2 separate regions of the Homo sapiens genome follow, and region 2 is linked to region 1. The links are chromatin loops, found by intact Hi-C in ENCODE. Cell type or tissue: OCI-LY7. All regions are shown on one strand. Links, peaks and the distances in the headings refer to the core of each region. The heading gives the core; the rest is flanking DNA.

Region 1 (2,915 bases), core at 246-2,745:
CCAATAGGCTTTAGGGGAAAACCCCTAACATTGGATACAAAGTTTTGTGCATATGTTTGTTTTTTCGTATTTCCGTGGAAAATATGTGTAGCTTTCATCCACAAAAGCATAAAAACAATTGGCATGATTAGTGGGAGAGCACCTGCTTTGTTTCCTTGGCACACATTTTGGCTTATTTTAATAAATGAGCAACTTGTTGCAGGTGTTGACAACTTCCTTCACTAGCATATAAGCTCTGTAAGGGCAGGGGTCACAAGGAGAGGGAACTGCCATATAGCGCGTGGCTCACGGTGCGTTTTCCACAAATATTAGAGGAATGAATAATTACAAGTGAACTTTATATTTCCACTAAAAATACAAATAAACTAGAAGGTAAAACTTCCTGGTATAAAAACATCTCTCGCACTGTTGCATGACTTTATATCTAAGCTATTAAAACACTTAGCGACAAATAATATTGCCTAGAGAAATACAGTTATTTTATTATGTTGTAGGTCTATTTTCAGTTTGGACTTAATTTCTTTTTTTTTGAAACGGAATTTTGCTCTTGGCCAGGCTGGAGTGCAATGGTGCGATCTCAGCTCACTGCAACCTCTGCCTCCCAGGTTGAAGTGATTCTCCTGTCTCAGCCTCCCTAGTAGCTGGGATTACAGGTGTGCACCACCATGCCTGGCTATTTTTGTATTTTTAAGTAGAGACAGGGTTTCTCCATGTTGGTCAGGCTGGTCTCGAACTCCCAACCTCAGGTGATCCACCCGCCTTGGCCTCCCAAAGTGCTGGGATTACAGGTGTGAGCCACTGCGCTTGGCCCAGTTGGACTTTATTTCTGTGTTCATTTAAGTAGTTTAAATTTGATTTTTTTGGCTCAGAAGTCAGTTGTAAAAAGCTAGCTTCTGGGCCGGGCGCTGTGGCTCATGCCTGTAATCCTGGCACTTTGGGAGGTGGATCATGAGGTCAGGAGTTTGAGACCAGCCTGGCCAACATAGTGAAACCCTGTCCCTACTAAAAATACAGAAAAATTAGCTGGGTATGGTGATGGGCACCTGTAATCCCAGCTACTTGGGAGGCTGAGGCAGGACAACTGCATGAACCTGGGAGTTGGAGGTTGCAGTGAGCTGAAATCGCCCCACTGCACTCCAGCCTGGGCGACAGTGCAAGACTCTGTCTCAAGGGAAAAAAAAAAAAAAGTTAGCTCCTGGATGAATAAAAACCATAATCGGAGTACATTAGCCCTGGTGAAAATGTCAAAATTCTGAAATAAACCATTAGATCAGGCATAAACAGTCTCAAATGCTTTAGTTATCCCAGTTATGCAGGTATGAAAAGATGCTTTTTAAACTTAAATTAGATAATTATTTCCATTTGCTATTTTAATATGCCTGTGTTGATTTGTATTTTTGGATCAGGTACCTGGAAACTTCTGTGATAGAGTATTTCATTGAATGCGTAGTCTAAAGCTCAATGATAGTAAATATTATGACTTCAGAATCTTATTCTTCCCTCTTGCCACAACAGCAGTAGAAATGGGTCTTTTTGCTGTCATGGGAGTGGCCTCTCAGGTAGACTTAACAGATACTGGGGTGAGTAGGGGAAGTAGTTTCTATTCTCTATTTCTGTTCCCTCAGTGTGCTTTATTTCTTCTGTTCTTTCTTTTCTGTGCTCTGCTTTGTTTTCTAAAGATGGATTAAAGAAAGATTAGGAACAGAAAGTAGAATGAAAGCTTCACAAGAACAGAGACCTAGCCTGTTTTGTTTATCCCAAGCATCAAAAATAGTTCTTGGTCCATAAAAGGCTCTGAGTAAATATTTCTTGAATGGATAAATGAATGATTGAATGAAAAAAGTTGATGCGGGCTCTTAAAATTCTTCCTAGCTAGAACTTGTTACTGTTCAAAAGTTTTTCAGACCACACTTATATTTCACTCACCAGTGTTTTCCTCAGAGAAGTTTTTGAGACCCATGCTAGACTGTTAAATTAGTAACATCAATTATAAATCTAGAGATATTTCTGATTTCTTTAAAAAAGTTATTAGTTTGACTTAAAATAAATTTTAAAGAAGAGGAAATGTCCTACTAAAAGTGAAAGTATATTTTTGTTTTTTGTAGCCACAATGTTTTAATATGAGAGTAACAGAAAATCAATTATAGAAACTCAGTTTTATTAACTTAGCTCAGAAATAATATATAATCAGCATTAATTTAATACCTTCTTAAAATTTCTTAGGTAAAGTCATAGCACAAAGTTAATCCCAATTAAAAGATTCTTTTAATACATAATCTTTAAAAACAAATCTACCATTTATTTTGGTTTACATAATCAAGAACCTCTCTTTCTGAGTGCAGTTGTGAAGGTCAGTGGCCTGAGGAATAACCGTTCATGTGTTCAATGAATTTTTTTGTTTTTAAGACGGAGTTTTGCACTTTTTCCCCAGGCTGGAGTGCAGTGGCGTGATCTTGGTCCACTGCACCCTCCACTTCCCGGGCTCAAGCCGTTCTCCTGCCTCAGCCTCCTGAGTAGCTGGGATTACAGGCACGTACCACCAAGCTCGGCTAATTTTTGTATTTTTAGTAGAGATGGGGTTTTGCCATGTTGGCCAGGCCAGTCTGGAACTCCTGACCTCGTAATCCACCCGCCTCGGCCTCCCAAAGTGCTGGGATTACAGGTGTGAGCCATCACGCCCTGCCTACCATTTCTTTTAGAAATGAAATTACTGGGCAAAGGGTATGTACCTTTAAAATTTTGGTAAGTGTGGCTAGATTGCCTTCCATAAAGGTTATACCAGTGTTTTTTTTTTTTTTTTTTGAGGTGAAGTCTCGCTCTGTCACCAGGCTGGAGTGCAGTGGCATGATCTCGGCTCACTGCAGCCTCCACCTCCCGGGTTCAAGCGGTTTTCCTGCCTCAGCTTCCCAAGTAGC
Region 2 (2,915 bases), core at 166-2,665, 190 kb after region 1:
AACCTAGTGATTTCCCATTGAAACTTTTGCAAAATTTTCCGTTTGATGAGAGGAATGAGCATGAACATTGTCATGGTAGAGGACTCTGCTGAAGCTTTTCCAGGCATTTTTTTTTAAACTAAAGCCTTGGCTAACTTTCTTAAAACACTCATAATAAGCAGATCTAATTGTTCTTTGGCCCTTCAGACAGTCAACAAGCAAAATGCCTTGGGCATCCCTGAAAATTTTTGCCATGACCTTTGCGCTTAACTGGTCTGCTTTTGCTTTGACTGGACTACTTCCATCTCTTAGTAGCCATTGCTTTGATTGTGCTTTGCCTTTTGGATTGTACTGGTAAAGCCGTATTTCATTTCCCATTACAATTCTTCAAAGCAATACTTCAGGATCTTCAGCCACATCCTTTTTTTTTTTTTTTTTGAGACAGAGTCTCACTCTGTTGCCCAAACTGAAGTGCAGCAGCAGCAGCACAATCTTGGCTCACTGCAAGCTCTGCTTCCTGGGTTCAGGCAATTCTCATGCCTCAGCCTCCTGAGTAGCTGGAACTATAAGCATACGCCACCATGCCTGGATAATTTTTGTATTTTTAGTAGAGATGGGGTTTCACCATGTTGTCCATGCTGATCTCGATCTCCTGACCTTGTGATCTACCCACTTTGGACTCCCAAAGTGCTGGGATTATAGGTGTGAACCACTGCAAACATTTTTATCATTTTTTTCTAAAAAATTGATGTGGGTGGTCTGCCGCCGTGAGTTTCATCTTCAGCTTGTCTTGTTCCTTTCTAAAAGGACTGATCCATTTGTAAACTGCTGATTTCCTTGGGGCATTGTCCCCATAAACTTCCCGTAAAGCATCAGTGATTTCACCATTCTCCCACCCATGCCCCACCATAAAGTCGATGTTTGTTTCGTTTCAATTTCAGTAGCATGTTGCTCTGATAGGGATCTTTTTAAAACTGATGTCTTATTCTTTTTACTACCTCAAACTAGATCTTGTTCAGACATGTTGTAACAAGCTGGTACAAGTTTATTTTGGTGCAAAATAATCTTAAAATCCATATACACATTTTTCATAGTGCACTTTTTTTTGTTTTTGAGACAGGGCCTCTGCTCTGTTGCCCAGGCTGGTGTGCACTGGTACAATCATAGCTCCCTGCAGCCCTGATCTCCTGGGCTCGAGCAGTCCTCCAGCTTCAGCCTCCTGAGTAGCTGGGACAACAAGTATGCACCACCATGCCTGGCTAATTTATTTGATTTTTAGCGGAGACAAGGCCTCGCTATGTTGTCCAGGCTGCTCTCAAACTCCTGGGTTCGAGCAATCCTCCTGCCTTCGCCTCCTGAGTAACTAGGACTACAGGCACATGCCACTGCATCTGGCTGACTTAGGTATTTATTTATGGAGGTGGAGTTCTCGCTTTGTTGCCCTTGTGCTGAGATTGCAGGTGTGAGCCACCATGCCTGACCTGTTCAACTTTTATCTGCCAGATACTGCATCATGCCAGTTACAGAGATCAAAGACTCAATCAGTCTTCGAGAAGCTACATCGTTGTACAGATAATAAGCAATAAAACAAAACAAAATTATAAATCAAGCAGGACTCAGGGTTCTGGCTTCTGCAGCCGAATAAGTAGCTAAGATATACAGATAGATGAGATTTGGGGAGTATCAGTTTGGTTTGGAGTATATTAAATCATGAGGGACTCATGGGATATCAAGTTGGAGATGTCTAATGTCTAACTTGGAAGTGGGCCTTACGAGGGGTCACAGCTAGACATGTTGTCATTGGCATATAGTCATTGGCAGTTAAAGCCACGAGGGTGAATAATGTTTTTCCCCAGAGGGAAATAAAAAGAAGTAAAATGTGTTTCACTTGGTTTGATTTGGGGGTTAGGGGGTTGGTTTTTGTCTTTATTTTTTCCTCTTCTTAAATGTTTGATGGAAGGCTTGTAATAGAACTGAATAGCATGAGGAAGTGAGACTGAATTCACTGAAGCTCGGATAGAGTATAGGAGATTTTTGAATGAGAAAAGACCCTTAGCCAGTGGAAGCTGGGTGGTTAAGTTTCATGTGGTAGCTTCCTTCAAGGAGCACACAGGAAAATCTTTTCACGGAGAGACACCTAAGGAGCTGAGGACAGTTTAGCCTGACTGGAAGAATACAGGCAGTGCTACAATATGAAAAATGCTGAATACTTTTAGAACTAGTCGTAACTAATGGGAGCTCTACACTGAATGACATTTCCCATTCTTGTGAAGAAGAGGATGCTACTTTTTGCATTTAGGATTTTCTACAGTGCTTTGAGCAGACTAGAAGATGTGAGGATGGAAGTCTTCCAGTCTTCCACATGTTAAAACAGAAAGGAAAGTGGGGGACCTTTGTTGTTTTGTGTTTTCTACAGTGCCTTGAGTAGTGCCTTGCACAGAATAAACACTCAGTTTATATTTTAATATGAATTGATGGCATTTATTAGCTAGGAATTGGCCATCAAGATACTTATTGATAAAAGAAACTCCTTGTATTAGCTAGCTAAAAAATGAAAGAATGGATATAATTTTGCTCTTTTCATATAAGAATTACCTATTCTTTAACCTGTATAATTTTTTCCAGTTGCTTAGTGCTTTTGCAGCACTCATTTTTAGTGTAATGTGTTTCGTGTTTCTTAGGAATGTGGTGGACCACCTTGGTCAGCAGAAGGGAAAATAGGGGTAGCAGTAAGATCCACTAAAAAGAGTGTAATAATTTTTAGTGTGGCTGTTTCCTTCCTTTTTTTCACCATTTCTTCCCTTCCCTTCTTCCTCCTCATAAACCCTTTCCCCCTCCCCACAAGAAGACAATACATGTTAGCAACTTAATATGAATTCTGCCATACTTTTCCTCTATGGTCATAAACCATAAATGTGGCACACACATGTATATGT

The links. Hi-C counts contacts between places; a loop is a spot of excess contacts. Peaks named below come from ENCODE experiments on the same cell type or tissue, not always from the same donor. Only the 100,000 strongest peaks of a DNase experiment are listed, where the experiment ranks them.
Region 2: it touches region 1 in a loop (3-fold over the local background); 1 of 110 quality-filtered maps calls a loop at or near these places.

Annotation. Positions count from the first base shown.
Region 1 is chr4:39,355,888-39,358,802 of GRCh38, reverse strand. The region is part of intron 1 of RFC1 (replication factor C subunit 1); the gene reads left to right. Among named protein-coding and RNA genes, the nearest start is that of RFC1, 9.0 kb to the left of the region's middle. In OCI-LY7, for the core only: no CTCF peak of the experiment used is centred there; a DNase peak (open chromatin) is centred at 1,562; H3K4me3 peaks cover 2,302 bases; H3K27ac peaks cover 2,500 bases.
Region 2 is chr4:39,165,360-39,168,274 of GRCh38, reverse strand. No RefSeq gene overlaps it. Among named protein-coding and RNA genes, the nearest start is that of WDR19, 16 kb to the left of the region's middle. RefSeq lists an enhancer at 366-1,565. In OCI-LY7, for the core only: no CTCF peak of the experiment used is centred there; DNase peaks (open chromatin) are centred at 454, 874, 1,414 and 1,884; H3K4me3 peaks cover 2,500 bases; H3K27ac peaks cover 2,500 bases.